2 separate regions of the Mus musculus genome follow, and region 2 is linked to region 1. The links are chromatin loops, found by intact Hi-C in ENCODE. Cell type or tissue: heart. All regions are shown on one strand. Links, peaks and the distances in the headings refer to the core of each region. The heading gives the core; the rest is flanking DNA.

What was found. A loop is a pair of places that touch in the nucleus more often than their neighbours do. Peaks named below come from ENCODE experiments on the same cell type or tissue, not always from the same donor. Only the 100,000 strongest peaks of a DNase experiment are listed, where the experiment ranks them.
Region 2: a loop joins it to region 1, with 2.4 times the contacts of the local background. A loop is called at or near these places in 1 of 42 quality-filtered maps.

Annotation. Positions count from the first base shown.
Region 1 is chr7:75,450,913-75,462,084 of GRCm38, reverse strand. It overlaps Akap13 (A kinase (PRKA) anchor protein 13), which reads right to left and starts at 6,551. Exons shown (of 37, transcript NM_029332.1): 1 at 6,337-6,551. In heart, for the core only: a CTCF peak has its summit at 6,564; a DNase peak (open chromatin) is centred at 6,634; H3K4me3 peaks cover 3,165 bases; H3K27ac peaks cover 1,720 bases.
Region 2 is chr7:75,634,863-75,646,034 of GRCm38, reverse strand. The region is part of intron 8 of Akap13 (A kinase (PRKA) anchor protein 13); the gene reads right to left. Among named protein-coding and RNA genes, the nearest start is that of AU020206, 140 kb to the left of the region's middle. In heart, for the core only: a CTCF peak has its summit at 6,311 (motif pointing left); DNase peaks (open chromatin) are centred at 3,434, 4,044, 5,684, 6,334 and 2 weaker places; H3K4me3 peaks cover 1,021 bases; H3K27ac peaks cover 1,368 bases.

The DNA of each region.
Region 1 (11,172 bases), core at 1,624-9,623:
TGTACAGCCTAGGCACACAATTGACCTACATTCCTAGTCCTAAATGATCTTTAAAGGGATCATCATCAACAACAACAATGAAACAAACAAGCAAACAAACAAAACTCATGAAGACAGAAAACAGAATAATGGGTTCTGAAAATCAAGGAGTGAAAAACCAAATTAACTACAAAAGGATTTGGATGAATCTGAAAGGACAAAGGTACTATTCTAATTCAAGCAGTGGTTAGATGAATATACGAATTTGTCAAAATTTAGAAGACATTATGCACTGAAGCCAGTGAATCTGAGTAAGTGTATGAATGAAACCCATGGGAGACTAAAGACATAGTAACAATGTACTGAGTGAAACTTGCTTTTTTTCCCTAGCTTGAATCTCTGTGTGGTGTGCACACCTATATGTAGACCCTCCTGCTGGCACAAGTAAATATGGAGGACAGGTGGATGTGGGCAGTCACTCTCTACCTTATTCTTGAGGTGGAGTCACTTGGTGAACCTGGAACTCACAGACTGGCTAGACCAGCTGGCTAGGAAGCCTTGGAGATCCTCCACCTCCCAACCTTCAGATTACAGACACACAGTGTCACACCTGGTACTCAAGCTTACCACATTAAGCACTTTACCAAGGAGCTATTGCCCAGTCCCTCAATAATTTTTTTCAAATCAATGCTAGTTGAAATAAAATATATGTTGAAAGATGTAGTACTGTTTAAATTAGATGTGAATAACTGGATTTTATTAGGTATTATCAATTAGGTATTATCAAGGCCAAGCCAACCACCTATGTGGAAGTCTCTATATTCACTAACCACTCTAAGCTGCAACTAGAGTTCCAAAGCAGACAGAGACAAGATGGGTGTGGTTGCAGCTCATGAAAACCTTATTTATGAAAACAGGCAGTAGGCCAGCTAAGAGGACACACGGTGCCAAAAACATAATACCCTAGGAGTTGCCTATGATAAAGTGGGCAGGAGATGAGCATTGAAGAGACTGGCCCAAAAGGTGGCAGGCATATTACCTTGGTAGTGATGTTCTGTTTTGACTCTACTGACTTACAGGCAAGGATACTTTGTCATAATAAACTCACTAAACTCTGTCCTTAAAATGGGTGTGTTTTATTACATTCTATAATAACCTTGACAAACTTGATTTGTTTTAAAATGTACTTGAAATTTTCATATGACAATATCAATGATATGGAAAAGTCTGACTTCTGTGCCTTAGTAATCAATAATCATAGTAATCCATCAATAATAATAGCATAAAGGCCTATTAGCTAGCAACACGGCCACTGTCAAGTAACTTCAGAAGCCTTTTCTTATCCTAAAAATGGGTTAATAATTTCATTCTCAAGATTTCTTGTTTGCTTGTTTTCTCCCCAAGGGACAGTTGAGAAATGAATAATGAATGAAGGTAAAATAAAGTGCAATAAAGTGCATCTAAAACAGAAGACTAAGTAAACAAATACTAAAGTGTAGTATGAAAGTGAGGGTAAACAACCAGAGCTCCACTGACCTCCTCTGTAGTGTAATTCCAACATCCTGACATTCTTTGTTCACTGTTTACCGTGAACTCACCTGACATCAAGCCCTGGCAGCCCAGGTCAGTTGCTGAGTAGACAGTAATTTGCATCTAACAACAAGCATGCTGAATCAAAAGCTAGTTTAACCAATATTCCCTGATAAATATTTGGTAAAAGGAAATGTGAGAAAAACCAGATAGAACATGAAAACAGGTCAGCTTTCCCAGGAAAGAAGGAGGGTAGACATCTTATAACATTTTAGCTGGCTTCTCTGGGGGAATGACAGAGAAGCTAGTGGCAAGTCTGCCCTTTGGGGCTGGGATTTACATTTTATCCATACCAGGAGCTAATCATTGAAAATGTAGCACCACACACGGTATGGTGCTTTCTGGCCTGTGTTTCTCACAACAGTAGCATTTAGCTGACAGGATAATACTGGGGGGGGGGGGCCTGGGGGCTATAATAAGCAAGGATACTGAGAAAGATAAAATGGCTTGCTCAAGATCAGACTGCCGGTAAGTGGCAGTGTGTGGATGCAGCTGTCTGTATACCATGTGCTTTTAGCAGAGATCAACATGAAAAAACCATCCTTGGGTTCTACAAAACTAAATCTTTAACTCTAAGGGTTTTTACATGCATTGGCATCTCAAGTTAAAAAAGAACAAAAGTGTGCCACAGGAATTAATTAACCTTTCAGAATATTTCATTATTTTGGGTGGTGGGGACCAACTCTATGATCAAGAGTAGGCTTATGATGAGAAAATAAAAAGTATTACAAGATACCTATCCGGTGGCATAAAGAGCAAACACCTCCCACTCTCCACTTTCTTTCACTCACTATCACACCATGCAAACATACCAAGATACAGTTCTGAAAAGAAAAAAGAAAAAAAAAAAGCACCCCATTACCCAACACAGAATTCAGACAAGCACAGTATTTCAGTACTGGATCTGCAAGTCCAACCTCTTAGCAAAGACTGATGAAAATGGGTTTGATCTTATTATGATGACTGTATCAACACCAAGGTGACTAGAAAACTGTAAATGTGCGACATGGGCATGAAATAAACTTCTTCCTACAAACAGCTTCCTTCTCTCTTCCTCAAAACAGTAAGCTAGGCAGGCCACACAACACAGGGACAATCACTTCCATGTGGATATCCATCCTTATCAGTATTAACTGTAGCTCAGGACTAACTTTAAGACAAGCAAGCATCAGGTGGCTTGGTCTGGGATGTTTATCCCTACAATCTCAGGTTTGATCAGGTAAACAGTTCTAAAACTTATCTACTCTGTCTGGCACTTTAAACATTCTGAACTAAGTTGGTACAACTGACTTTAGCCACTGCTCCTCTCTGTAAATAGTGGCACTTGAAAAAGCAACTGAGTGGTGTACTCGAGTCTCTGAACTATGTATTCTGCTGACACTCCATCCCGTTCTACCTTGAGCAAACCTGAGAAATGTCATAAAGCCACAAATATTATTTTCAAGACCGAAGTAAAACAAAGGGTACTGACTATAACTCAAGACACTATGGTGGTCTGAATGAGAATGCCCTCATAGGTTCATAGATGTGAATGCTTGCTCATCAGACAGTGGCACTATCTGAAAGGTTAGGGGGTGTGTCCTTATTAGGCAATGGGGCTATATGGAGGGTCAGGGGGTGTGGCTTTTTGTGGAAAGATATGGTCTTATTGGAGGAATTATGTCACTGGGGGTAGGCTCTGAGGTTTCAGAAGCATAAGCCAGACCGAGACGCTCTCTCTCTCTCTCTCTCTCTTTCTGTTGCCTGAGGATCCAGATGTAGAACTTTCAGCTATCTCTCCAGCACCATTTCTGCCTACATGCTGCCATGCTCCCTTCTATGATGGCAATGGACTCAATCTCTGAAACTGTAAGCAAGCTCCAGATAAATGCTTTCCTTCATAAGGGCAGTCATTTTCATAGTGTCTTAAACACTAAGACAGACTCTTGCTAGTACTGAAAACAATCTCTCTCTTGTCATTTCTCACACTATACAGCTGTACAGATTTCATTCCTACCAAGGCACCTGGGATCCCACTCAAAAGAAAGCTAACAGGTGACAAAACGGTATAGCCTCTCTCATCCTTCTGTTCAGAGGACGTCTTTTACATTTATTTGTCTTTAGGGTGGAAGTTAATTCACAAGTGTGAATGTGGAGGTCAGAGGACAAGTTTCAGGAGTTTGTGGGACCTGAACTTGGGTCATCAGGCTTGGTGGCAAGTACCTTTACCCACTGACCCACCTTCTGTTCGGAACCCTCACTTTAAAAACACTTTTTAAAAGCCATGTAAAACCGTACCACAATGATCTTTTTAGCCACCAGGAAGCAGAATATTGGACAGTGTACTAAGTCTCCTAGACCATTTCATGCATTCCTAAGAACATAATATTACTACCCCTTACAAGGAAAGAAGCAAGCTCCAGAGTCAAGTGCAGTGCTCAAGGCTTCAAAACCGTGGAAGGAAAGCTGAGGATCTGAACTCAGATTTACATAACTCCAAACAGGGAATTTCTTCTAAACTATGCTCCCTCCCAATTTCACAATGAAGGACTGGGAAGAGCCATGAATGAATCTGTTCAGTAGCTTAAGAGTCTCAACAGGGAGAGTGTGAGGGATGCATTTCAAAACTGAAAATTTCTTTTTTTTTTTTTTTTTTTAAGTCCAGAGTGTACTCTTTAAATCCCAGTTATTTTCTAGAACAAATCAACAAAAAGAGTTTTTAAAGCTGGGAAAAGTGATACACACGCGTTATCTATCCCTAAGGAAACCAAGGCAAGGAAACCTTGAGCTCAAAGCCAACATACACTACAAGGCAAACCCTACACACACACACACACAGACAGAGAGGGAGAGAGGGAGAGGGGAAGGGGGGAAGGGGGGTGCTAGGCTCTTCATTCCAGCATGCAGGCAGACAGATCTCTGTAACTTTAAGACCAGCCTGAGCTACACAGTAAGACCCTATCTCAAGAGAGAATTAACAAAGTCTCCTAAAAGTAAAGTAAATTTCACCACAGATGTGCAAGCTAATTGTCATTTTGTACAAGGCCCCAGAATTAATGGGTTTCTCCTGTGTACACTATCACTAGCCAGTGAAAATCACCTCACCTAAATCAAACAAAAGCTAAACACCAACTGTGTGGACTTTTCTAGAAAAAAAAAAAAAAAAAAAAAAAAAAACAACACACACACAGAGCATAGCAAAATACCACCCATCACAATCCTTAAGGTGTAAAAAGACTAGAAAAGACCATTTATACTACACATAGTTCCCATTTAGTGAAGCAAATACCCTAGAACAAAAGTATGTGTAGCATGTTACCACAGTCCAGAGAAGGTGTCCTGGCCACCCGATTTTGCAGTATTTGTTTATATTATGTAACTAACCAATAACTCCCAACTTCTGTCCACCTCCTTTGCTCACCACACCCACCCCAGAAAGGAAAATTAAGCACAAAGACTGTGAGTCCTGAATCCCTGTGCCTTCAGAATATTTTTCCTTGGTTTCATCAGGTAAACGAAGCTGGGTTTCATACAAAGAAAAGCCAAAAACAAAACAGAAAACCCCACACACCACTTGTCCATGTTATTCACATAGAAAAAAAAAGCAAAATGCCATGAGCAGTAGCCTTCAAAGAAAAATTTAAGTTTAACAAATGTCAAAGAAATACAACTAAAATTAACATGAAGTGACGGGGGGAGGGGGGTGGGGGGGAGGCATTGTGTTTCAGTATGAATGATAGGGTTCTCTCTTGGGAGCTAAAACTGAATTACCATTACAGCGCAAGTCTAGTCAACGAAATGCAGCGGAATGATTCCCAAGAGATGATGGTGTACAAAGTGACACACTGGTTTATCTCAGAGTCATCTCGACTGATAGGAACTTCTTTACAGACAATGAATGCACGTTCAAGAACTGGAGCGCTCCTCCTGACCCGGGCAATCCAAAAGTTTGGGGGGTGGGGGTTTAAATGAGTAAGTGACTTCGGGAAATCATGAGGGTAGTAACAAAAAACAGACAGACAGACAGACAGACAAAAAGGCACATCACTTTGTAAATCTGCTCAACGCAATGAACTCTCAAAATAACTTCATTATGAAGGGGAAAAGCAAAGACTGAAACACTCAGAGATTGCTCAATCCATTTTCATTGTGAACTCCTGAGTTCACAGTAGAGTCTAGACACTTAGAGTTAGCCAATATTTTCAGCCGAAAGACAGACACTTTCTTAGCGAGAAATAAACTGAGGGTGCGTCTCGCACCCCAGTTAAGTGTCAGCGAGCCTATTTACGAAAAGCAGTGATTCGCTAGTTCTCAAAGTGCTTGCACTAGAGCTCGAGGGGCAGAGGAGTCGAATGCGCCACCGTTCCCGGGGCGCCCACCGCGCCCCCCTCCCCATCTCGGGAGAAAGCCCCCAAAGGTGGCCGGGGCGCGCAGTGTTTACCCGGCTTGACTGCCCCGGGGAGCTGCTCGTTCCCGGAGCCGCACTCTCTGTTCGAGCGGCGCGCCCCACCGAGCAGCCGTCCCTCAGAGGAGAGCCGCAGCCGGCGCCACAGAAGCGGGCAGCAGAGGAACGTGGGTCCGAGGAGGCCGGGATCGGCGGCCGCGCTATCCACCCCTGGCTGCCGATGCTAAGAAGGGTCCGCCACCCGCGTCGCGCCCGCGCGTCCCCGCGTCCCGCAGCTCGCGCGCGCGGCCGAGAGCAGCCGAGGGGGAGGGGCGGCTGCGCGCGCGCCCCCTCCTCAGACGCCCAAACTTCCCTCAACTCCCTCAACTAAGTTGCGCTCTCACCGTGCGGCTCCCCGGGCTCCCCCGCGGGCCGAGCCGGAGCAGCTCCGCGCCTTGGCCGCGGAGAAGGACAATAGGCGGCCGCTCCCTCGGCGGCGGCGGTGACGGCTGGAGCAAGGAGCAAGCACGGCGGTCTCAACCGAGCCCAAGAGCTTAGCAGCAGCAGCTCCGGCTCTGCGACCGCCCTGCACACAGACCTGCCCACCCGCGCATGCGCCGCCTGCGGCCCGGGGTGGGCGGTGCAACGAGCCAAGCCTAAAAGTTTCTATTGGACAATTAGACTACCCATCATGTTCTGTGAGCCCAATAGGAAGGCTTCTTGGCAGTTGGCTCTGGTTGCTAAGGAACGATGAGGTTGACCGCCACTGCTGCCAGGCGGCAAAGTGATCAAAGTCGGGTGGCTGGCAGCAGCTGCTGGGGAAATGCCCACCCACCTTCTCCTATCCGCCCCATCACCGGAAGCCACCCTTCCTCTGTGCGCCTGGTGCTTACCTAAGTCGGAGCACTTACCACACGTTGACGCTAAGACTCAATAGAGTCTTCTTAAGAGTCCAAGGTGGAGCGGCACAAAGTACTCAAGTATGTTGGATGGGTGAAGATTGTCACAGTGACTTTGAGCTATTCGATCACCACAAAATCATTGCCTTTGAGTTGCTATGGACTTCAGAAACCATCTAGTTGCTTCGGAGAAACCAAGTATGGACATGTTCCAATGGTGACCCAAGATACTACATTAATTGGTACAAAAAGAAACTTCTTTTTGATAGTTACATATTGTAATGTGTTATTAAGGGAAAACATGCCTATAATGCCAAACTATTTTGACATGTTATTTTTTCGGTCAATAGAAAGTTGGGGGGGGGGGGAGCCGGGGATTATGAATATTACGCAAGAAATGTGAGGTTTTCTGTGCAGTTTAATATTTATTGTGGTCGAAGTAAGAAAGGTAGTTTCCTAGGAGGAGAAGGGTATTGACTGGGAAGGAACAGAATGGAATCTCTGCGAGTACTGGCCTTGCATTTTTATTTAGGTGATCAAAACATATTAATATGAAAATATTATGTGGCTGTACCCCTAAGATAAATACCCCATTGGGGGACAGTTTCCTTTAAGTATTGGACTCCCTCTGGCCAACCATCTCCCAGTAGATGACCCAGCACCCACACAGCTATGGACAGTACAAGTTGAACACAGTGGATCATAAGTTTTTTTAAAGAGCAGAAGGAGAATAAGAAGTTGAGAGGGATGGGTTGGGAGAATGTGGCCAAAGTATATTATATGAATGAAGAAAATGTTCAAAGAATTATATGAAAAGATTAACTTCATATAATTTCAAAGTCAGTTTAAAAAAAATAGTAATACAAGATATGGACCTGCCAAAAACTGCAAGAATGGAAGTCACTGTCATTTGGGAAGTTTTAATCCAGACAAGGTCACTACCATCATGAAAATATTTAACAGAAAGTATTATCAGTGCCTGGTGATTGTACCAGGCATTTTCTGTTGTTAAATGTCACTTTCCCTTTTTAAAATTATTTTAATTGAAAAGATGCTTCATATAACATGTTTTGATCTTGTTTTCCCACTCTCCAGTTCCTCTCAGATCCTCCCCACCTCCCTACTCATCCAACTTCATGTTTTTTCTTTTCTTCTTCCTTCATAAAACAAAAGCAAAAAGTACGAAACACAAAAATGGAAATCAAACAATCAAATCCAGGATCAAGTCCAAAAAGAAAAAGAAAGCCAAAACACAGCACAATGAAACAAAAAGTCCACAAAAATACCACTGAGTCCATTTTGTGTTGGCCAATAACTGGAACATGAGGCCTGCCCTGAAGTGTGATTGATAAAACCAGTGAGAGTGCATTGGAGAAAACGGATTATCCCTTTGCCAGGGCATATTGATTGTATATATCTTCTTGCTTAGAGGCTGGGAGCCTATGACCCCTTCCTCCCTCTAGATGCTGGGACTCCTGGCTTGAACCTTTGCAAATCTTTTGTGTGCCAACACTGCATGAGTTCATATGCATATCAGTCCTATTGTGTCTGGTAGTCACTGTTTCTTGTAGTCATCCATCACCTCTGTCTCTTACAGTCTTTCTGCCTCCTCTTCCTCACTCCTTCCTGACCCTTGAGGGCAGGGGGTTGGTTAGAAGGTCCCGTCTAGGACTAATGCTCCAATGTCTGTCCCACTCTATATGTTGTGCACTTTTTGGTCTCTATGTTAATTCCCATCCACTACACGAAGCTTCTCTGATGTGGATTGAGCAAGGCCCTTATGAGTATAGCCATATGACACTAAGAATCGTTATATTGCTATGTTCCTTTAGCAGAAGAAGAATAATAGGTTTCCCCTAGACCCAGGACCTATCAAGTTTCAAGTTCTTAGCCACTTTAGTAGTCAATGTAGGTTTGGGTTTCATTTCATGGAATCACAAAGTGGTTGGTTACTCCCATAACATTGGTGCCACTATTCAACTAATATGTCATGTCGTCAGGTCATTGTTCTAAGTCACAAATTTTGTTGCTGGATAACATCAATGATTACTTTTTCTACTCCAGTACCTTGCAGAGTAGCTTCCAGTAGCATGGCAGCTAGTCAGTAAAGGGGAAGCTTCTAGTTAGTCACCAGCTCAACCCTTCCATGTGTGATGACACACGCAGCTGTTATCTTCAGCAACCGGCCTTTACCATCAGGTTATGGGGAGTAGAAACAGCCTGTGATACTTGAAGGTTTCTATTAGGGCCCCTGTGGCCAACAACGCAACAAGATATCGCCCATTCCTGGCACTGGAGGCTTTAAGGAGTGGCATATGATGTCCAGTTGTCTCCCTGTTATTTAGTGGTTCCTTTTAGATGCCTTTCCTATGTTCATGTATTTTAGGAAGCTTCTACAGTAGGTTTCCACATTGGCTTTTCAAAAGTAGTACTTGTCCCTCCACACAGTCCCTTTCTTACACTTCTCTCCTATTCTCATCTCAATTTAATCCTCCTAGTTTCCCCATTATCTTTCCATAACAATATATTATATTGCCCCTACATATAAGACAAAACTTAAAATATCTGTCTTTGGGAATCTATGGTACTGCACTCAGGGTAGTTTTTTTTTTCTAGCTCTATCCATTTACTCATAAATTCCATGATTGATTGTAATAGCTGAAAAATACTCCACTGTATAAATTTATCACATTATCCATCAGTTGGTGGACATCTAGGCTGTTTCCAAGTTTCAGGCTATTATGAATAGAGTGGCCATGAACATGGATGAGCTAGTATCTCTATAGTAGGATGTAGAACCCTTTGGGTATATATATATATCCAAGATTGATATAGGTGGATCTTGAGGTAGATTGACTTCCAGCTTCCTACTGATTTCCATAGTGGCTAGACAAGTTTGCGTTCCCACCAGCTATAAGTAAGTGTTCCCCTTTCCCTGCACCCTTAGCAACATGTGCATTCTTTTATTGATCTTGGCCATTCTGACTGCTGTAAAATGAAATCTTAAAGTAGTTTTGATTTGCATTTCCCTGATGGCTAAGGATGTTGAACATATTTTTTTAGCTTTATTTATTATTATATCTAAGTACACTGTAGCTGTCTTCAGATGCACCAGAAGAGGGTGTCAGATCTCATTAGGGATGGTTGTGAGCCATCATGTGGTTGCTGGGATTTGAACTCAGGACCTTTGGAAGAGCAGTCAGTGCTCTTAACCACTGAGCCATCTCTCCAGCCCTTGAACATATCTTTAAGGGTTTCTCAACCACTGGGTTTCACCTTTTGAGAGCTCTCTGCTTAGTTCTGTACTGCACTTTTGGGCTGAACTATTTGTTTTCTTGATGTTCATTTTTTTTCTTCATATATTTTAGATACTAATTCTCTGATAATCTGATAATCTTGGCAAAGATCTTTTCCCATTCTATAGGCTGCTGCTTTGCCAAAATTATGGAAACTATATGATCCTTGACCATACAGAAGTTTTTCACTTCATGAGGTCCCATTCATTAATAATTGGTCTTACTGCCTGTGTTACTAGTGTCCCACTCAGATATGCCTCCTCTGTGCAAATAGTTCAAGACTATTGCCCTACTTTCTCTTCTATCAGATTCTGGATTCAATTCTTCACAGAAATTGAAAATAAAAAAAAATTCAACTTTGTATGGATACACAAAAATACTCAGAATATGTGAAACAATTTTTCATTTATTTTTTAATTAAGAATTGATATTGCTAGAATAGCCATTTTCACAGTACTAATTCTACTGATCCGTGAGCATGGGAGATGGTTCAATCTGGTATCCTCTTCAATTTCTTCCTTCAATGCCTTAAAGTTTTTATTATACAAGTATTTTACTTTCGTGGATAGAGTTATCCCAAGATCTTCTCTCTTTCTACTTTAATTAATTTGGCCAAGGTTTAATCAATCTTACTGATTTTCTCTAAGTTAGGAACCAACTCTTTCTTTCATTGATCCTTTATATTACTTTGTTTGTTTCCAGCTCATGGCTTTATGCCTTGGGTTTGATTCTTCCTTTTCATCTATTCTTTGGGGGGTATTACTATTTCTTCTTCCTCTTCCTCTCCTCCTCCTCCTCTTCTGCTTCCTCCTTCCTCTAGAGATTTCAGATGTGCTGCTAAATTACAAATATGAGAACTCTCTAATTTTTTTAAAGTAGGTATTTAGTGCAGTGATCTTGCATCATAAAACTGCCTTCATTGTGTCCCATAGGTTTGGGTAGGTTGTGTTTTCATTTTCATTCAATTCAAAAAATATTTGACATTTCCAACTGGATTTCTATTTTGACCCATTTTTCATTCTGTAGTGAAGTGTTTGATTTCCAT
Region 2 (11,172 bases), core at 2,182-10,181, 180 kb before region 1:
TCACCATGGCTGCTTGCTTTTGCACATGGTTCTGGCTCCAGTCTCTTTACAATGAACTTGCTGCATGCTATGCAGAATGCTCCTATCTGTCAGGAAGTACACATCGGTTTCTCTCTTCCTCAGAGACTCAGTTCATTATTGTTAAAACTCTTCCTTCATCCTTCATGTAGACAGACCTCTCATCTTCTCAGCCTCTGTCCTAGTACACAGCCTGGGCATGTTTCTCTGCTTAGCTGATCTTAGGAAGATCCTCTTAGACTCAGCCCCTCAGTTCTCAGTCGTGTTTCTAGTATTTCCTCAGGAAATGGGGTAAAATAGTCACTGCCTGACAAATAACTCTCAAGTCAAATAAATCACAGAAAAGGGAAATATAAAAATAGTGTCTACAAATGAAGAACCCTGAACTGAGTTAGCTTAACTCATATAAAGCTTTCATACCCAACTAACTTGTATACTATATATTTTTAGCATTCTTTTTTATTTGATTGGACGAATTTTAAAAATTTTATTTATTTTATGAGTATTTTGCCTGTATATACATATGTGCCCCAAGTGCACACCTGATGTATGTAAAAATCAGAAGAAAGCAGTAGATGCCCTGGAATTGGAGTTAGGGATGGCTGTGAGTCACCATGAATGTACTGGGAATCAAACCCAGGTCCTCCCCAAAAGCATCACGTGTCATTAACCACTGAGTCTCTCTCTAGCCCCTATTTGTAAAATAATGGTTTTCACTGTAACATTTTGGTATGCATATCATTATACTTTGCTATTTGCCCCTATAGCTATCATTCCGCCCTTCTGCCACCTAAATAGTACCCTCTTTTGCTTTCTTCTGTCTCCCCCAACCTTCCAAAAACCACACTGAGGGAGGGGGAAAGAGACATTTCTGTGACAACAGAAGAGTGCTCCGCCTTTCCCTGGCCTGTTAAATTAAAAGGGCCGCAACATCACAAGACAAAGATCCTAGAAAGTAGCCTTTCTAAAGTTCTTATATAAGAGGGCAAAATATCAGAAGATAATTGTTATCTCTCAGAGGAAATGACTTTTCAGAGAAATTAAAACCAACATCATCTTTGGAACAAGTTCAAAACACCAAATTACAAAGTAGGCCTGGCAAGTTAAACCACCTGACAGTGATTACTGAGGGGCAGTGACACCACCACACCACAAATCACACCTCCTCCGAGGGCCACACCCAATGTGGATTTCACTGGCTTCTGTGTCTAGGTTTCTGAGCTCATTTGCCAGCTTCTTGTAGGGAGAGACTAAGTATTGTAACCCATACCCGAAAGGCCAAGGGAAGAAGGTAATGTTAGGCTAGCCTAGGATGCTTTACCAAGTTAAGGAGGTGCTTATCTCAAAGGGGCAGGGGATGGTGGCACAAGGGTGAGGTGGCTCAGTTGGTAAAGGTGTTTGCTGCTAAGCCTGAGTTTGATCCCCAGGACCCACAAGGCTGAAGGACAGAACAAACTCCCCAAGCTATCCTCTGACTATACAACAGGTGAGCCATGCCACATATACAACAGCAAAACATTGTAATGTCATAAAAGAAAGTGGGTTATCTCAAGTACTAAACAGAGTTGATACACCAACAATAGACTTCCACTATTTAACCCAGACATTAGATTAGTACTTTATCCAAAATTATTCCTTTTTCACTTAACCTGCTTCACTCTCCAAAATTTAGATGTTCAGGTTCTTTGGCTTCTATGAAGTACTTGGCTGACTTCCAATTTCCCTGCCTTTGCCAGAAAACAGCTAAACTTCCAAAAAGTACTTCATGAGTTGTCCAACATTCCCAGACTCTGGCCTTACCGAATGTAGAAGTCCTTACTAATTTTAGATTCAAGGATGTCTTCTGTGAACAATTAGCCAGTTCAGAGTCTCCGCCCCCTTCCGCTTAGACACCCAACCTTACTAACGATGTGAAATCAAACAAATGTAAATGCAGCTCATCACTGGTCAGAAGCTAAGGCAGGAAAAGAGTCAACTAGAGACAGTACCAACAGAATCCTGACTTCTTGTTTCCCTGGAAAACTAAGACTGAGAGACAGGAGAAGAGCAGATGGATAGGAAAGACCAAAGACCTACACAGACAAAGGGACAAAGAGACGGACAGAAAAGGAAGCTCACAGAGAAAGAGAGGTGGAATTGAGGTGTGGGGATGGGGCAAGCAACAGAAAAACAGAGGCATCTAGCAAAAGGGCAGCTCTGAGAATGAATTCCTCCTTTGTGATTATTTAGATTCTACTTAGAACAAGTAAAATTTTATTTTAGTAATAAGTGCTTTGTTGCAGATTCATTTTCTCTCTCTCTCTCTCTCTCACACACACACACACACACACACACACACACACACACACACACACAGACACAGTCTCTGTTCAGACATGCCTTTAAAGAACTTTAAATCCCCCACCCCCCCACCCCCTTGATCTTCTGTCACTGTTAGCTCAGGCTTTCTCACACTTCATCCTAGTTTAGGAAGGATCAAGACCGGGCAGTAAGGGTACAGAGAGAAGTCTTCCTGAGATGTTGAAACTGTATGAGGTGTGGCCCCTTCTTACCTTCAGCAACACCACATCGACAGTCCTGTCCACCTTGGAGATGTCACACAGGCTATAGCGCCTTTTGTGCCGCTCATACATTTTGTACAGATGCAGAAAAGAAGAGACAAAATGTAGACGGATATCTGCTGAATCCAGGGACCAATGTGCTCACACAGGTCCGAAATTCCAAATTCTCACAGTGGGCGGGAGGAGACTTCTGCTTCCAGATTCCTCTATATAGAAAACTCTCGGGTTAAGGAAAAAAAAAAAAAAAAAAAAAAAGCAGACTCCAAATCTGTGAACTAAGTGGGAACTTTCTGGCAACTTCAGAGCACGGAGACGAGTTTATAATTCATAATAAAAGCAGTCTGCAGTAAGATCGCTGCTGTGCAGATCTTGACTGAAAGAGAAGCACAGATCTTTTCCATCACTGCCGAGAACTCCAGTAGAAAAATTAAGGACGAACTGGCTAAGCATAATGGTTGGCACATGTATGCAGAAAACCCAGAGCCAGTAAGCACTTAGCCACGAAGACAAAGGTTTTTTTTTTTTTTTTTAAAAGGAAGGTGGCTATTTCAAAGTGATGGCACGAGAGAATTCCTTAAAACAACAAAGGCAAGAAACCTATATGGAGGCGGGGGGGGGGGGGGGGAGAAAAAAAATCTGGAGGTATTTTCTAGAGTATCCACTTTTTTAGCCAGTCTCCAGCTCTTCAGCAGCAGGGCTGGATTTTGACTTAAGTTGAAAATATCTAAGGACAGCCAGCCGGCCGAGTACAAGGAAAATAGACCACTCCCCCAGATGTCCTCCCTCCCTCCCTCCCTAGCTGGCTGCCGCTAGCTAGCCAGTCCCTCCCTCCGCAGCCTCCACACCCTTTACCCTGCTCTCTCAAGATCGTCATTACTTGCCCTTTCAGACCTGCACCAGCAGCCTTGGAGGTTTGGAAACCTAATTGCAGTGGTGGGAACATGAATCATCTACAGACTAAGAGAAAAAACAAGGCTTCCTTTTCCAACAGGCTTCCTCCTGCTCCTCCTCCTCCTTACAAGTCCCCAGTGAAAAAGGCTCTGTCAGACACCGCAAGGAACGACCTCAGTCCCTTTGATGCCAGTAGTATGCTAATAAAGAAAGGCGGTGTTATACTAAACACTACTAGTCTGTACTACAGCCTTGGCATTCAGGAAAGACACAGAGACCCTGAATCCAGCCAAGGCGTATACAGCATCTCCCTGCAGAATGCAAAGGAATGATTTAATATCAGAAAAATGTTAGCCAAATATTTCAGAGTTATGTCTCTAGGATGTAGAATTAGCTACAAAAATGTCTGGCAAGGGTTAGAAGTCATCACAAGTTAAGGTTTTGTCTCATCTGGGGTCTGAGAAAGTTCTAAAGAAAGTTAAAGAGATGGCATAGGATGAATGTACGCATGTCTCTTAGGACTCTTGGGACTAAGAAGAGTCACGTGGCTGAGACCGCCTTGCCTGTCACACCTCTCAATCATGGGACTATGTGACTTCATTTGCCTGTTTTCTTGCTTCTCCAGACCTCTCCAGTTGCCAGTCTCCTATGCCTCAGGAGCAGACACAGTCGTTCATTTTTAGACACTGGGGACTGTAATAAACATTGGAGGGGTAAAGAGGAAGAGGAATCAAGGAAGCAAAAAGCAGAAAAGAGAGGTGAAAGAATAGAAAAGGGGGTTAAAACAAAACCCTAAAATAAACCCACAGTGGGCTAGGTACGGACATGCCTTTAATCCCAGCACTATGGAGACAGAGCAGGCAGACCTCTGTGAGTTCGAGGATAGCCTGATCCATGACATGAGTTCCATGACAGACAGGGTTATATAAAGAGACTCTGTGCCAAAAGCAACACCAAACAAGGGAAACAGCATTCTAATGCTTTCCGGGAGAAGCAGTCCTACGTTCTCTCTAAGGGGACAGAGTGCAGCCCCTTACACGGATTTGGAGAATGTGAGTGTACAACCTTAAACACCACAACAGAAAGGAAGTGAAGGGACTAAATACTACAGTTTCTCTCAATAATGCAAGCAAAGTTGGTGAAAGGTGTTTTCTTTTTGAAGCTGTGAAAGGGTAACGAAGGTCTAATGAGTCACCATTTCCTCAGGCCAGGTGTTTAAGGAGGCTAGTCTGCTTAGGAGAAAGCAACGGAGCAAACCCAGGTAAGGTGGCCAGTTCTTCACTTACCCATCTGTCTACCCAAACACCACTGTCTCAGCTCCCTCTAACACAAGCCTCATCCTGATCCCACCACAGGTCCATTAAAAGCATGAAGGTGGACAATGTCCTCTTTCTGGTGCTCTAGAGAGCAAGCCTCGCTCACACCGGCACCGTAGACAGTAAGCACATGATGCTTTTCAGTACAGAGGATGCTAGACACAGTAGACACAAGACAATTGAAGAGATGAAGTTGTAAATAAAATTCTTGCTTAAGCTAACCAAAAAAGCACGGGACTCTGTGCAGGAGCATACAAGAACTTTGATATCATGTGGTTTAAGGGCATAGGTCCAAAGGTCCAGGAGGGGCAGGCTTAAGTGTACAAAAAATCTGGCTGCCTATTATATTTTATGGATCAACTTTCACCAAGCTATAATTTAGAATCCCCTCTTCCCAATGAACACAAAGCTGTCTCCCCTCTGTTCTCAAATGGTTTGCTCCTCACTGCCTCTCCCTTCTGTTCTAATTAGAATCAAATGTTTCCTGCTTGCAAGTTCCCAAGCATCTCTCTAGAGAACCAGAGATGCTCTGGTCACTGTAAAGTCTTTCTGTACCAACTCGATCAAACTAAAGATGATCCATATCCATTCAATAGACATTCTATGCCCTGCAGAAGAGGCAAACAAAGAAATAAAACCCATGGACTTTGTCCTTGGAAACTTTACATAATCAGAGAAATGTTTCAAAACCATTATAATTTTCTGAATGACACCAGAGGACTGTTTGAAATAAATATATTAGCCTTTTTTGTCTGTTTTTTTTTTGTTGTTCTAGAAATCTAGATTTTTCTCTTTTCTACACATACAAGCATATTAAGGACAATTTAAAACTGTCCTTGCTAATCTGTTTCTTCTCAGAGAACAAATGCTCTGGGTGGGGCAAAAATGCTGTGGGTGGGGCAGAAAGTCTGTTTGCTTTCCCCTTTGGATGTGCCCAGCACTCCCCCATGGAAGACAGAATCTGTAGTCTGTGCTCTTACTGCTGATGCTACAGTTCCAAGTTTTTATCAAAAACATCTGGAACCACTGAACAGCTATTCTGTTAGGATTTTGAAACACAGCAACCAATCATTTCCCATCTAAACTCTAGCTGAAAGCTACAGATTTGAAGGAGATTTTAAGTGCATTTCTTTGTTCCTTCAAGTTTAGGAACTTGCAAGAAAACACACAGATTTTTCATAAGCATGTGAAATAGGGGTTATTTACAGTATCAGCTCTCTCTCTCTGTGATCGATAGCCCACTCTCTATCTATGACAAGGAGCACCAACCCCTTCAATAGAAGTAACAAGCACTCAGATTATCATGTCATAGGCCTGAGATGTACCAAGTATTCCAGCACAAGAGTCTACTACGAATTTTCACACACTTTACTACATTTCTACTCAGGAGTTAAAATTTTCTTGATTTAATACTTTACCCAAATTGTTTAGATCTTAGGGACTGATGCTGTGTGGTTCTTTGGTTCCAGTTAAAATAGAAGCTCACAGAAGTTTATTGCCAGGCTTCTGAATTAGGGCGCCACCTGGTGGAAATTCTGACACTAAGGGCCAGAAAACCTTGTGGCTCTTAGGCAGCCAAACCCCTCCTCCCTCCAAGCTCAAAGAGAATGAACATAAAAGAGTAATGCTTAACCCACAAGGATCAATTCAGCTAGGCAGGGAACATGGGACAACTGAGGTAAAAACCAAGGGGCGGTTCTCCTAGGTGAGCCACTCTCTGCGATCCTGAGCAAACTGGAAAGTATTAATCTGATGATCTGGATGTGGAGTTCTGGAATGTACAAAAAAAGTGGTTTGAAGCTGGGCCCACCCCAAGTTCTTTCTTGCTCTATTACTACATCCTATTATTTGGATACTGAGATTTGTTGTTGAACACCTTGTTACATAAAAGTTCATTATATGTGGACGAATGAATAGCAAAGTAAAGAGAATTGATACATTTTCTAAAAACCATTATTATTGCAGATTCTTATTTTTCACCTTTAGTCTTCCGATGAGATGGAAAGCAAAGGTTTTACTATGCTAAAACGTTTACACTCACCAGAATATCGCACATTCATTGATGAAAATTTGATTAGCATCTACTTAAGGAACACTTGTCTGATTAGAACAAAGTTTCCTTCCAATGAGATGTGAGATGTGCATAGGGAAAGAAGGGCTGCAAAGCCAACATCTCCACCCAGGAGTTCCTTTTAAATGTCAGATGTCAGCGTTTAGGCAATGAGAGGAGCCCTACTCTTTCCTCTCGGCATTTCACTGGACACAGACTCAAGGTTCAAGGAGGGACAATCAGTAAAATAGGGAAGTTAGTAGCAAGCGTCAGGAAACACCTTTGCTTGAACTCTTTACTGCCTTTGCAAGGAGGGGGAACCACCACATACAACATTCAGCTTGAAGCAGCAAATTGTTTAATAATAGCAACAAGTGAAATAAGAACAAAAGATGGATGGCTTCACAGAAAAGTCTCTTCATGGATAAACATTCTTTTCTTAGATATTAAGTCTTCTAGAACAAGACCACAAATGTCAAATCTCCCCACTAGCTATCTGATATAAAGAGGGAAGAAATCCCGCCAGGCTTGGTTGCAGAGGTCTGTAATGCCAGCATTGAGGAGCTGCAGACTGGAGGAGCAGGAGTTCAAGATCAGCGTGCCTTAAAAATTTTTAAAAAGAAGAAAAAAAATGAAGGAAAAAAGGGAAGAATGAAAGAAAGGGAAGAGATAACGAGAGGAAAAAGTCAGGAAGGAGAGAAAAAAGGAGGGAGAGAGAGAAGAGGGAAGAAAAAGAGAATAACAGAATTTCAATGGGAAAACCTGATAGTTTAGTCTGTAGAACAAGTTTCCTGAAGCAAGATGATACTGGTAGAATGCTTGGCTATGTCTCTTGTTCACTAAGAAATCAATCAATCAATCAATCAATCAATCACTCTCTCTCTCTCTCTCTCTCTCTCTCTCTGTCTCCCCTCCGTCTCCCTCCCTCTCTGTGTGTGTGTATGTGTGTGTGTGTGTGTGTGTGTGTGTGTGTGTGTATGTTTGTTCCAAGAAAGACCAATAAGGTGGCCAGGTATGGTAACAGACATTTGTGAATTTGTGATCTCAACTATTTACTGCTACTTTTTAATTTTCCAGCAGTGTTCCTTTGAGGCCTGATCAAGAGAGTATCACACAAGGGCAGTCTTGCACTGGCCAAAACAAAGCAAAACCTATTCTTTCCACCTCTTACCCCCACCCATCTCAGTGGTGATGGTGACAAGAATTTCTTCTCAGATGAAGACATCTGGCTTCAGTAACTAAGAACTTTTATTCCAACAAAACAAGCACAAACAATATACTTCCATTCTGTTTCCCCTCTAAGGTGTTAATAATAAGAAGGGCATGCTTTCTCCACACTTTAGTCCTTTCCAATGCATTGCACAACAGTTCTGTTTTTGTTTTGCTGTTTGCATACACAGTGATACACTAGGGCTAGGAATGCTAAGTGCAAAGCTGCTATAGCAGGCAGAGGAAAGACAGCAGATCAAAGGAGCAGTGGTGAACCCACACACCTATGGTCACTTGATCTTCGACAAGGGAGCTAAAACCATCCAGTGGAAGAAAGACAGCATTTTCAACAATTGGTGCTGGCACAACTGGTTGTTATCATGTAGAAGAATGCGAATCGATCCATACTTATCTCCTTGTACTAAGGTCAAATCTAAGTAGATCAAGGAACTTCACATAAAACCAGAGACACTGAAACTTATAGAGGAGAAAGTGGGGAAAAGCCTTGAAGATATGGGTACAGGGGAAAAATTCCTGAACAGAACAGCAATGGCTTGCTCTGTAAGATCGAGAATTGACAAATGGGACCTAATGAAACTCCAAAGTTTCTGCAAGGCAAAAGACACCGTCAATAAGACAAAAAGACCACCAACAGATTGGGAAAGGATCTTTACCTATCCTAAATCAGATAGGGGACTAATATCCAACATATATAAAGAACTCAAGAAGGTGGACTTCAGAAAATCAAATAACCCCATTAAAAAATGGGGCTCAGAACTGAACAAAGAATTCTCACCTGAGGAATACCGAATGGCAGAGAAGCACCTGAAAAAATGCTCAACATCCTTAATCATCAGGGAAATGCAAATCAAAACAACCATGAGATTCCACCTCACACCAGTCAGAATGGCTAAGATCAAAAATTCAGGTGACAGCAGATGCTGGCGTGGATGTGGAGAAAGAGGAACACTCCTCCATTGTTGGTGGGATTGCAGGCTTGTACAACCACTCTGGAAATCAGTCTGGCGGTTCCTCAGAAAACTGGATATAGTACTACCGGAGGATCCAGCAATACCTCTCCTGGGCATATATCCAGAAGATGCCCCAACTGGTAAGAAGGACACATGCTCCACTATGTTCATAGCAGCCTTATTTATAATAGCCAGAAGCTGGAAGGAACCCAGATGCCCCTCAACAGAGGAATGGATACAGAAAATGTGGTACATCTACACAATGGAGTACTACTCAGCTATTAAAAAGAATGAATTTATGAAATTCCTAGCCAAATGGATGGACCTGGAGGGCATCATCCTGAGTGAGGTAACACATTCACAAAGGAACTCACACAATATGTACTCACTGATAAGTGGATATTAGCCCAAAACCTAAGATACCCAAGATATAAGATACAATTTCTTAAACACATGAAACTCAAGAAAAATGAAGACTGAAGTGTGAACACTATGCCCCTCCTTAGAAGTGGGAACAAAACACCCTTGGAAGGAGTTACAGAGACAAAGTTTGGAGCTGAGATAAAAGGATGGACCATGTAGACACTACCATATCCGGGGATCCATCCCATAATCAGCTTCCAAATGCTGACACCATTGCATACACTAGCAAGATTATGCTGAAAGGACCCTGATATAGCTGTCTCTTGTCAGAGTATGCCTGGGCCTAGCAAACATAGAAGTGGATGCTCACAGTCGGCTATTGGATGGATCACATGGCCCCCAATGAAGGAGCTAGAGAAAGTACCAAAGAAGCTAAAGGGATCTGCAACCCTATAGGTGGAACAACATTATGAACTAACCAATACCCCGGAGCTCTTGACTCTAGCTGCATATGCATCAAAAGATGGCCTAGTCGGCCATCACTGGAAAGAGAGGCCCATTGGACACGCAAACTTTATATGCCCCAGTACAGGGGAACGCCAGGGCCATAAAAGGGGAGTGGGTGGGTAGGGGAGAGGGGGTGGGTGGGTATGGGGGACTTTTGGTATAGCATTGCAAATGTAAATGAGCGAAATACCTAATAAAAAATGGAAAAAAAAAAAAAAAGGAGCAGTGGTTTCCATTCAAGTGGGTGGAGAGTAAGAGAAGGGTTAAAATCTTAACAAGAATAGGATTCTGGACACTGAGAGTCAGAGAGGGAAGAGCACTTTAAGGGTCATATTTGACTAGATGTCTGCTTGGACAATGAATTAAAAGGAGGCATTCAGTAGAGGAATTGACAGCAGGAGAGATTAGGTACATTTAGGACTAGATTACAGAGATGTCCAAGACAAGCTGTGTGGTAAGTGGCAGAACTAATGTTTATGTCTAGAAATTGGGAGAATGCTTAAGAATTAGGTATACAGATCTGGAAATCAAAACACAGATAAGAAATCGAGAAAATTCAAAGAAAAAAAGTACCTCCCAGCAGGACCAGTAAGTAGTGTCAAATGCTGAGAAAGAGGAAGAGTGTGAGTGAGATGGACTTGGCAGTGTAAATGTTTCACGGGACATGAAGCTACCTCCGCATCAGTGACCAGAATGCCTGACAGAAACAAGGAAAGGGAGGAAAGGTATTACAGGGGAACTGAGTCCTATCTGAATTCCTTCGTGACCAGGATGTGCTGGCACAGAGGTTCTCTCTCTGTCTCTGTGTGTGTACCACAAGCTTCATACTGCCCACACTCTTCATTGCAACTCATTTTCCACTACTCTCTGCAAGGTCAATGTATAAAAAGCTGGTGTCTCCAAGTTCCAAGATTATGATGCAGTTTGCCCTACTTTAATTTCCCAGCTCACTTTAACTTCTAGGATCATCCCTCTTTTCCCAACATCTTTTGGATGTTGGTATGCCTTTACCAACATTTACCCCTCAAATCTCACTTTATGAACTCAGATCTCTTTATCCATAGTCATTCCTACAGCTCTTCTTTGAAGTACTATGGCACTGGCTCTATGGTGGCTTCCCCTATAATCACGGGTACTGCCTGCTTGATCTGCCTCTAAGTAGAAGATGATCACTTTAAAATCAATAGCATTTACTTTTTCTTTATAGTGCCCAACGCACTTTAAGGCACATAGGCCAGATGGTGACAGATTATGTCTTTGTTCACTACTGTATCATAATCCTAAAA